Linked DNA regions of Mus musculus: region 2 is linked to region 1. Evidence: chromatin contacts called from ENCODE Hi-C or POLR2A ChIA-PET data. All regions are on one chromosome and are shown on one strand. Each heading gives the region's core, a stretch centred on a gene start or an enhancer-like site at or near the end of the contact. The rest is flanking DNA. Distances are from core to core; before and after follow the strand shown. Region 1 holds the start of Cyria (CYFIP related Rac1 interactor A). Region 2 has its middle 12 kb from the start of Gm40838.

Region 1 (5,199 bases), core at 2,428-4,927:
CGTTGACAATTTCACTCTCTAAAGTGGCCATAAAGCACAGAGCCAAGTACGATACAAAGTTTCTCCAAAACAAGAGCCAGGAGGGCTATGATGCTCAACAAGGAGAAAATAGGCACATGAGATCTGACCAGGGAGAGTGCTATTGGCCAGGGTTCATTGCCAGTGAACCAACCATTTATATTATGTGTGGTGTCCTTAAATAGGAAACATGGCTGTTTGGTGACTATTAGGTGTTGATGAAACTGCACCTAGAGACTTATGGCCACCAAATCCTATGTCTCCCCTAGAAGCCATAGTCCACAGTCTGTATCCAACAGTCTCAAGTGTGATGACTCGATAGAACACAGCTACTGTGAATAAGGAGAACTGGCCATTTAATCATCTGATTTCCTAAGCACAGCTAAGTAGGGGTATGAATGAAATGCTTTGGAAAAAGTCCTAACAGGGGGGTTGCTTCTGAGTCCAGCCTTTAAAACTATAAACAGATGTTCCATGGATGATCTGGATGGTGACAGGTCATTCAAGGATTGGAGGATTGAGTTTGAAGAAATTTGACTAGGAAACACCGGACAAATGAGCGTCTAGAAAAGCAATGAGGCCAGAGAACTTTAGTCATAAACCAAGCCACAGGCAGGAGCTTTCAATCACTACAAAGTTTCTCTGCATAGTTGAAGCTATAGTTTTTGTATTAAGGAAATATGCAGCATGTCGGCTGTGAAAATTGGCTCAATATTCATAATCAAACCTAGTATGCTCCTGCTCCATGTTTCCGTAGAAACCCCTAGTTACACAAAGGGACCCTGGCCGGCCATTGGCAAGAAAACTCAGTACTGCTGGAGGTCACTATAATGATGCCGGGGGGGGGGGGGGGAGTACAACATAATTCCTGGTGAGATCAGTGAGCTGAGACAGCAAAGTATTGTTCCCTTGTAGCACATAGGACGGAGAGTACTACAGCGGATCAGGATACAGAGTCCCTCAGTCTCCCCACCATGCCCCTATCTATGAAAGATACCGCCTGCCAGTGCATCTGAACCTAGCACGCTCTTGACATACAGTGCAATTCAGAGCACACAAGAGAGTGACATTCTACACCAGCCCTTCTTTCATAGTTCCAAAGCGGTTGGTATATGTGCTCACATCAATCTCCTAACTCAGGCTTCCTAAGTCCCATTTTGTAGACAATGGCTTCAAATGACAGAATAATCTTTTTAGAGTTCACACAGCTTGTCCCAAGGATCCTTAAGGAATCTTCAGGTGTTTGTTGTTGTTGTTGTTTTTACTTGAGGCTTAGTGGGGACACTGTACAGCTCACCCCACACCGGGTCTCCACTCCCTGCTCCAGTGTGCACGGTCTGCATACTGCAGTACCTCCCTCATCCCGATGTGAACTCTGCTTGTCCTGTTTGCTGCCTGTTGGAGGCTGGGCATTTAACAAGACTCTCAGCATTTAACAAGACGCCCTGAAGCTTCTGGTCTTATGGTAAATTTCTTCTATTCCAGGTCTATGCGGCAACATTTTAATTCCATCCTCCTTCCTGTTCCACCTTGTTATAGCCTGGTCTGACAGAATATCAAAGGCCTGGAACAAGCCCTCAGCCATCCCTTGGTACAGTTCCTGGAATTTAGTTGATGTAGTCTATCAAAACAACAATAAAACAAAACAAAAACCCACCACTCAAAAAGGATGTTCTTGAATTTAGTTGAATTTAGATAGTAAGCTCAGTTCATGTGAACCAGTATATACTGTGAATGAATACCACCCAAAACAAAGTCTCAACTCACCTGCCCCTAATTGACAGTTTAATTTCACTGTAATCTTTATTATGACAGCTTCTGAACTTGTCATTAGCATTACTGATAAAGTTGAAAGACTATTTCATCTGATTATTGTGTCTTAAGAAACACTTAATTATTAAATTCCACACTGATAATTAGAAAGCCCTATTATTTCGTAATGGACTCAGCAATACTACCCAGGTATCCCTCAATTACTGAGACAGAAGCCGCCTCCAAGTGTGCTAAAGTGAACTCGCACACACCAAGTAATCTCTACTCACCAACATGAGCTGTGTTCCTAGAGATGGAAAGGTCTGCTCAGCTTCCAAGATGATATAGTATTCCAGGTATCAATTTGTTATCTGGGGCTGATTCATTCATGACCTCCCCAAAGCCTGGCCAAAGTTGAAGGCAGACAGGATAAGTAAAGGAGAAAAGGTGCAACGGAGGTGTGTGTGTGTGTGTGTGTGTGTGTGTGTGTGTGTGTGTATGTGTGTGTGTGTGTATGTGTGTGTGTGTGTATGTGTGTGTGTGTGTGTATATGTGTGTGTGTATGTGTGTGTGTATGTGTGTGTGTGTATCTATGTCTGTGTATGTGTCTACTTGTGTATATCTGTGTCTGTGTGTTTCAGACAAACAAATCAAAGCTAAGGTCATGGCAAGAAAAATTCTAATAGAGCCATAATAACATAAAATAAACTGTCTTCAGATGGACAAAAAATAAGATGAGTACAGGTGGGGGGCAGGGAGCTTGAGAAACTTATGCAACCCAAGGACCATTTCCATGTAGGAGACTATATTATTCTAACTAGACTGTGCCTGTCTAGATCCTGTCTGAATTCTTGCCAAAACTGAACCAAACACTCTACTGCTAAGCAGTTCCTGGGAGCCTGTCAGAAACGCAGACTATCAAGAGCCTCAGGAGACTTAGGCGGAGTAAATTTGTCATGGGGACTCATACTGGCCTCAAGCAAGGGGATAGAGCAATGCTCTCCCTGAAGCACCTTCCACTGTTGGAGCCCCAGGCTTTTCCTCCTGTTCCCAACCCACAAACTCACTACCCAAAGAAGCCATGGCTGTCAGCACAAGGCCTGACACACTGTGAAGGTTTAATACTGTATAAATTGTATAATGATCTTCTCTGGTTGGCTGACTGGGAAAAAGAGCAGCCAACCTAGGTATCTGCAAGGCAAACACACATACAGGGGCTCTGACTCACAACCTGTTTGGCACAGCTCGGTCCTCTGGGCTTCCGGAATCTCCCTTTCTGTACAAAACCTCCTCGGCAGATGTTTTAAAACAATGATCTGTGACAATGAGAGCTGTAAGCTACTTTCTCCTTACCTCGCAGAATTTTAAATTCACTGTTTAGAAGACCGTTGCATTTCATAGGCTAGGCATCATTTGGGAAGACATTTTTTGGGATCACATTCAATAACGGTGGCCTTTAAAGCTAGGCGTGTGTTACTAGGACAGGCAAGGGAAGTGTGAGAGCAAGCAGGTTCACCATCCAAAGTAACCTGGGGCCAGGGAGGGGGAGCACTAGTATCAGTGTGAGTGTATGCCAGTGGCCTATGGAGAGTGTGTCTTTGGGGGTGTTTTGTTTGTATTTTGTTTGTCTGAGGGGAAAAGTGGGTAATGAAGGAATTTAGGCCTCCTAGTGAATAGCAAGACAAGTGGTCCAGGCAGAGAGTATTAACATTAGCTGGGAGGTACAGTGCTAACTCCTGGGTGCAGATCCTAGTGCCTAGCCTGGCTAGAAGTGAACCGGCCCTCCGGGTGACAGCAGGGTGGGATTCCAAAGCCAGGGAGGGGCGGGCGGGCCGTGGGGCGGGCCGTGGGCGGGGCGGGGCGGGGCTGGAAGTCGACTCTCGGGCTGAGGCTGCCGCCGGAGAGGCATCCACAGCAGCGGAGCGGGCGGCCGAGCAGGAACGAGGCGGCGACAGCGGCTGCGACTCCGGTGAGCGTGGTGCGGACTCGGCTGGGGCGCGGCAGGGATCGCGGGCTGGGACTGGCAGGGAAAGGCGCTGCGGAGGCACAAGGGCCTCCCGGGCGCCGGATTTGGTGGAGCGGGGCGACTGTGGCTCTCTTCGTCCGGCTCGCGACGCCCTGCAGCCCCGGGCGAGGGAGGGAGGCAGCTAGCTCACGACTCGGTCTTGAACTGTTCTTCTTGGTTCCCGAACACAGAGGTCTGTGCGTCCATTGCTCCCTCTCTCCGGGTCTCTCTCCTGATTTTATTTCTTTTCCAGAAGAGTCCCTTCACCCTTCAACCACTCCCACCCCTACCGCCACCCCCCCGCCCCTCCCCCGAACCTTCATCTCCAAAGCTATTCTTCAGGAGACCCGCGATCTACCTCCTCCGGGTTCCCCTGCCAGGGCCATGCCTCTGCTCCCCATATTTCTGTAGCCCCAAGCGTGGATGAAGCCTGTTCTGGCCCCTGCACACCTGTACCCTTTTGCTGCCACCTGCCACAGAGGTGCTTAGCCAGCAGGCAAACTGCTGTGCCTAGGACCTCCTCGCCTCCGCGGTATTCACTCCCCCTCATGCCAGAACTCCTAACTAGAGTCCAGCAGGAGGAGACTTTTCCAAGCTGGAGCTTCGGGAACAATTTGACCCACTTCCCGAGGCACTGGTCTCAGGCCAGCCATGCTTTTTTGTAGACACACCTGTCTTATTTGCCAGCTGAGAGACTGGCAAGAACACCTTTTGACAAAAATGTGCCAGCCTGTCCCCTATTCCTTTTCCAAGCTGTTAAACTTCTTGGCCTATGTCCCCAGAGACGAGGTCTAGGGCATTTGCCATTTAAATCTGCTAAAGCTCTCACCCTCGCCCCCAACCTACATCTCTGTGACGATCCCCAGAATCCTGTCAGCCATTACTGGAAGAGGAAGGGTCCAGTACTGATAGAACCACCATTCTGAGTTTTTCTGGGCATGCTTTCTCCTCCTATGCGGGTGATTACCTGCCTACTTCTTAGAGAACCCCAGGCTCATAGGGCTCCCCTGAAGCCTAGTGGTTTTCTTATTAGAAACTTTCCCTACTCTGACCAATCATCACCTCTTCCAGATTGTCCCATGCTATCTGCACAGTGCTGAGTCTCCAGGGCTCAGGGAAAGCTGGGTTAGCACCATGCAGTTTGAGAACCTGTGCATAGCAGCAAGAGGAGGGTGGCTCCTAGCCAGGCCTCAGCTTTGGGAAGACCAGCCTGTTAGGATTGTTCCCAGTCAGACTAAATTTCACACACTGGTTGTGAGGGCTTCGTGTGAAGAGAGGAGGCAGACCAGGGGCTGTTTTTCCTGCCTGTTTCTGACTGTCTTGTGTTGCTATGGTGACAGTTTTGCCTCTTCCTCCCCCTGACTCTTCTGGGAGCTGGTTTTTATTGGTCTGTTGTCCTGTCTTTTATGGCTCTAATTTCTTCT
Region 2 (5,658 bases), core at 1,806-4,305, 36 kb before region 1:
AGAACTTCGTAGGGAGGGGTGTTGTACTCCGTAGTCTAGTTCAACAATGTCCACAGATTCTGAATTCAGGGACTCGGAAGAATACTCCCAACCTTACCACAGCTTGACCCTTTGACCTTTGACCCCTTGGCAGAGAATGGTACCAGTGTTTCAGAACAGACTTTGGCTTCAGCTTCTGCCCCCGGAGCCCTGCATGTTAGATCAAACCCCCTCTGTGGGGCCATTCCTCGGCTCTTGACCCTGCTAAGGCTGGAGTCATGCTCCCAATGGGTGGGGCTGTACTTCTTCTGAGAGCTGGGCAGTCTCCCAAGGTCAAGTTTGGAGCCCATACATGCTCCGGAGCATAGAAACAAAGCAGAGTTGAGACTCAGATGTTCTCAGCATCACAGCTGTGCTCAACGGAAGCAGGGTAGCTAGGACAAATGATCTCTATGCCTGAGACATGAACATAGCACAAATCCTTGAGAGGGGTGGGACTTACACATAGAGAGCAGGTCTGTGCCCCTATATGCACAAACACATGCCTATGTATGTGTAACCACATCCACACAAAGATCCTATGTTGGTATGAAGAACACAGCCACAGAATGAAGCCAGGTGTAGAGGGCAGCAGTGTCCAAAACTCTATGGCTGCTGGATCATGAGAACCAAAGGTGACAGTTGATTGTTAAAACAGGGAAGCCTGCTATAGAGGAAAGTCAATTTCACAACCATATCATGTAGTTCTGTTGTGTGTCACCCAGATTTCCCATGCAGAGATGAGTCACTCGTAACTAAGCTGCCAGAAGAACTTGGCAGTGAAGGACTCCAAGTTCCTCTAAACCCAAATCAGGTCCTTTGACTGGGTTCTTGCTCTGTACTTTCTTAAAGATAGACATAATTTTAAACACAAGCCTATAAACCGAGCACTTGGGAGGATCAGGAGTTCAAGGTCAGCCTGAACATCACGAAATCCTGTTACAAAAAGAAGAGGAACTACTTTCTCTGAGGTCACATCCTTAAAGAAGGCTCCCATCCAAAGGTTACTCGGCAACAACTGGTAAAAGTTTATGAACCTTGGTGTTAGCCAACTTCTCGAGATAATGAGATGCCTGAGACAGTAATGTACAAAACGTAAAGGTTCGCTTTTGCCCACAGTTTGGGAGTCCCCAGTCCAAGACACAGTAACTCGTTGCCTTCGGCTTCTGCTGATTTGTGCTGGAGACCAATGGTGGTGAACAAGCAAGCAAGAAGAGCAAACTGCTGAACTCCTGAGGGAAGACACAAAGACAGAGGACAAAGTCCCACAACCCCATCCAGTTCAGGTCCTCACAGACCTACAAAATGACTGCTAGGCCCTGACTTCTAAATGTTCCAGTACTTCCTAATAATTAGCACTACCTAGGGATCAATCCTTTAGCACATGGAGTCCAGTAAGAAACTTATCCAAATCATAGAATCCTCCTTCTTCTATTTCAAAAAAAATCTGAAGCCCACAGCCCATCTTCAGAACTGCTAATACTTGCTGTGAAGGCAGGAAGATCTGAGCTTGGGACCCCCAGCACCTATATAAAGCAGATGTAGCAATTTTGCCTTGTCACCCTGGCCCTTGAAGGAGGCGATGTTGGGTAGAACCCAGAGGATCTTGCTAGCCAGCCAGTGTAGCCAAACCAATGAGCTCTGGGTGCAGCAAGACTCTGTCACAAGACAATGAAGTGAAAAGTGCTTAAAAAAAAAATACCAGCAGTCTCAACAAACCTGGACCCAGGAGATCTCTCAGATACTGAGCCATCAAACAGGCAGCATACATACACTAACTGGTCCAGTCCCCTCAACACATATACAGCAGAGAACTGCCTGGTCTAGCCTCAGTGAAAGAAGATGCACCTAACTAACCCTTGAGAGACTTGAGACCCCAGGGAATGAGGAAGCCTGGGGAGGTGAGTATGTCGGGGGAGGAGCATCCTCTTGGAGACAGGGGAGGAGGAATGGGATGAGGAGGATAACTACTGTCAAAGGGCAGAATGAGAGGAGGATAACAACGACTGGACTGTAAAAAACGATTAAAGATAAAAAAAGACTTCAAATGTTGACTTGTGACCTACACACACACACACACAAACACACACACACACACACACACACACACACACACACACACACTCACCAATGTTATAAATGTAGTGGAGGTGGCAGACACAAAGGAGGGGAACAAATTGTAAGAGCATGTCCTCAAACAGATGCCCTTCTCAACTCTGTAAACATACTAGCAGTTCATTTGCAATGTCTTTGTGACAAAAGACATATTCAAAGAGATCTCTTATTAGTTAGCTTGTTTTATTCCCTCCTACCCCAGTAAATACATATCAAGGCATCGTATTATAACCAATAGATATGGAACACATACAGAATTCTGACCTAAAGCCATAAAGCACTTAAAAAAGTTTTACTTAAAACAACTTCACAACAACAATATGAACTAACCCAGTACCCCAGAAGCTCGTGTCTCTAGCTGCATATGTAGCAGAAGATGGCCTAGTCGGCCGTCATTGGGAAGAGAGGCCCCTTGGTCTTGCAAACTTTATATGCCTCAGTACAGAGGAACGCCAGGGCCAAGAAGTGGGAGTGGGTGGGTAGAGGATGGGGTGGAGGGGATGGGGGACTTTTGGGATAGCATTTGAAATGTAAATGAAGAAAATACCTAATTAAAAAAAAAACTTTCACAATCAAGAAGATGTAATGAACTTAATGTGTGCCCTGAGTTTCTAGCACACACTGGCTCAGAGATTGTAGGGAACCGCCCTTGTGTCACAGTGTAGAAGCTACATAGCCACTTTCAATTCTCTTTCACACTGTTAAAGTGTAATTCTTTACACAAGCAGTATCCAGATTTTCCCACACCCCGGGCCACTTAGAACAGGAGCAATAGTCAAATGTGACTGGAAAGTAAAGAGGAACAACCGATGTTTTAAAATTATTCCATCTGGGGCCATGCTGATCTGTACTAGTGACAGGAAATTGGGCTACCAGGGCTGTCTGCTGACACGTGCATTGGTCACGTTGAATTCTGTCACCAGATTCCGGGTGCATCCATGGGCTTCATTTGCATTAAATGAAAGGGTGTCCAAAAATACACGCTGTTGCTAAGGTTACATCTTGCTGTATGCAAATGAAGATGTGTTTGTTCAGACCAGTTAAAAATATCTTGGCACTAGCTAATTTCCCCATTGGCGTTACAGGAGTGATCAGAGGCCTGTTGAACAGAGGGCTCAGGGTTACCTGACTCAGCACAAGGGGTCTGGAAACAGCATTATTTATGAGTAATATTTTTAGAACTTGTAGCAACTACTTTTCATGAATTCAAATGATGTCTGGTTTCCAGGAGGTTATAAATATTTTCTAATACCAACACACACTATCGCCAATACAGAGACATCTTTTTTCTATCTATTTGCAAAGAAATCACTCTAATGGATAATTCTAGAATGTAGTAGAAATTGGGATTGAGCTGGGTAGTGGTGGCACACACCTTTAATCCCAACACTTGGGAGGCAGAGGCAGGCAGATTTCTGAGTTCGAGGCCAGCCTGGTCTACAAAGTGAGTTCCAGGACAGCCAGGGCTACACAGAGAAACCCTGTCTCAAAAAAAAAAAAAAAAAATTAAAATGGAAATTGGGATTGAGCAGAGGTGGGGTCAGCAGTCCAGCAGGGCAAGTCAGCAAAGCTATCATTTTTACCTTGCAGAGTCCTGAATGTTGTTTAAAGTTATTCTCATATTGTTGACACAAGACAGTTGTTTTGATTTCTATATAAAATTGGGAAACTGAATGTAAGAGGTGTTCCACCACTCCGTATAAGGACTGAACATTGTATTTAGAAACACTAACTCTGATCTTTTCTCTGTATCAGACTGTTTCTATAACCACTGATGAATTATTGAAGAAAAAATTAAATCTAAGTAGGAAAGGCAAGCCAGAAAAGCAGCTGGAGTCTTGACATTAAAGCATTTCGCAGATAGTATTTAAGATGGAAATCACTCTGGCTTTTTCTGATTGTATGACTCTCCCAGAGCTTAGCTCACCATCCCAAAGCCGGGCTGGATGACCATGCTCTCCCTCCATTCTAGAAGATGCCCACTGTTAAAATGAGTGGGTCTCATTACTTTTCAAATACCAAAATGTCAGAGCCAGATGGGACCCCCAAAGTCACCACCATTTTGAGACAGAAGTCCCTGGCACCACATTCCAGAGGAGAGGCCACCCAGCCATCTGCTTAGACTCCTGCATGAGACAGCAGCTCAGTTCCTGGGTGCTCGCTCACCCAGTGATGAACACATGGCCCTCTTCTCCGGGCTTCAGCCATTTTAATTTTTAATTTATGTAATCCCAAGACCCACCCTATGAGATGGGCACCATTACCTCACTGTACAAATGAAGACACGGACACAGAGAATTGAAGTAAATTGCTCAAGCCAATATAGTTTCTAAATTGTAGAAATGGAATTAAATTCCATATAATTTAATATTATGAGCTCTGAGCCTCTATGTTTTATATTGTCAAGGAAGGCTCCTGCTACACAAAATAACCCATGAGGTTGTATTTAAAGAAAGATGTTGCCTATGCAGTACACTCTTTTACTTTAGAATTCTTTAGACTCTGGAAAACGGGCCAGATGTTAGAAGAATGGAAGGGGCGAGAAAAAGCAAAGGATGGAAGAAAAAATCTTGCTTAGAAACTCAGAATTTCTAGTGCAGGGCGGTAGTAACTGCCAACTCTTCCACAGAAAAGAAACTAAGCCTGGGAGCAACAGCTCCAAGAGCATCACCCTCTAACTTTAGAGACAAAGGGAACAAAGGTCATGGGCACCTACCCACTTCTCCGGTCACACAGACAGCTGGTAGCCAGACATTCACACCAAAAGGACACATGTGTTCTCTTTCCACAGAAATCCTTTTGCTGATATGTGCACCCTTTGACCTTTCGTTTATGTTTTGCGCAATTAAGAATTGAGACCAGGGGCTGGAGAAATGGCTCAGCAGTTAAAAGCACTGGATGTTCTTCCAGAGGACTCAGACTCAATACTCAGCACTCACAAGGCAGCTCACAACTGTCTGGAGCTCTAGTTCCAGATGATGTGACACTCAATACAAACATACAAGTGGGAAAAACACCAATGCACATAAAACAAAGGAGAGAGAGAGGGAGAGAGAGAGGGGGGGGGGAGAGAGGGAGGGAGGGAGGAAGGGAGAGAGAGAGAGAGACAGACAGAGAGAGAGAGAAGGAAAGAGGGAGAGAGAAAACTGAAACCAAGAGGGAACTGAGACCTGTGTATAGAATAATATAAAATCAAATTTGATTTTAGTTGTGAGAATTTTCAGGTACTGCAATTTACCTGAAACCAAAGGATCTCATGCTATGGCAGGACTCTTCGGTCATCCTCAGCTTTCATGTCCCCTTTCCTCACTGTCCTTTCCTTGTTCTTTGAGCATTCAGTGCACTTTCCGGAGAACTTTGTGCACACTGTTCTCATGACCTATCTCTTCCCACCTCATGACTGGATGCATTTATTTTTATTCATTTTTAAAGTTTTGCTGTAGGGTTTTTTTTTTTATGAGACTTTAGCAGATTTGCTGCATTTGAATGTTAGCTCACATTTTTATATGAGTAGACCCTGTTAGT

What was found. A loop is a pair of places that touch in the nucleus more often than their neighbours do. ChIA-PET counts read pairs that join two places held with the same protein, here RNA polymerase II (POLR2A).
Region 2: a map of left cerebral cortex shows a loop between it and region 1 (8-fold over the local background). The contact joins the enhancer-like site here to the promoter of Cyria in region 1. A Hi-C loop is called at or near these places in 6 of 37 maps with a recorded cell type or tissue (heart and left cerebral cortex). POLR2A ChIA-PET finds 5 or more read pairs at or near these places in 1 of 5 experiments (embryonic stem cell).

What each region holds. Positions count from the first base shown.
Region 1 is chr12:12,258,500-12,263,698 of GRCm38, forward strand. Cyria (CYFIP related Rac1 interactor A) reads left to right here and starts at 3,678. Exons shown (of 12, transcript NM_001146119.2): 1 at 3,678-3,739.
Region 2 is chr12:12,222,808-12,228,465 of GRCm38, forward strand. No RefSeq gene overlaps it. Among named protein-coding and RNA genes, the nearest start is that of Gm40838, 12 kb to the right of the region's middle. Within about 2 kb of position 3,056, at least 1 of the 3 ENCODE cell types and tissues checked has a DNase peak (open chromatin) inside an H3K27ac peak, as active enhancers do; it is left cerebral cortex, where a contact is called at or near this core.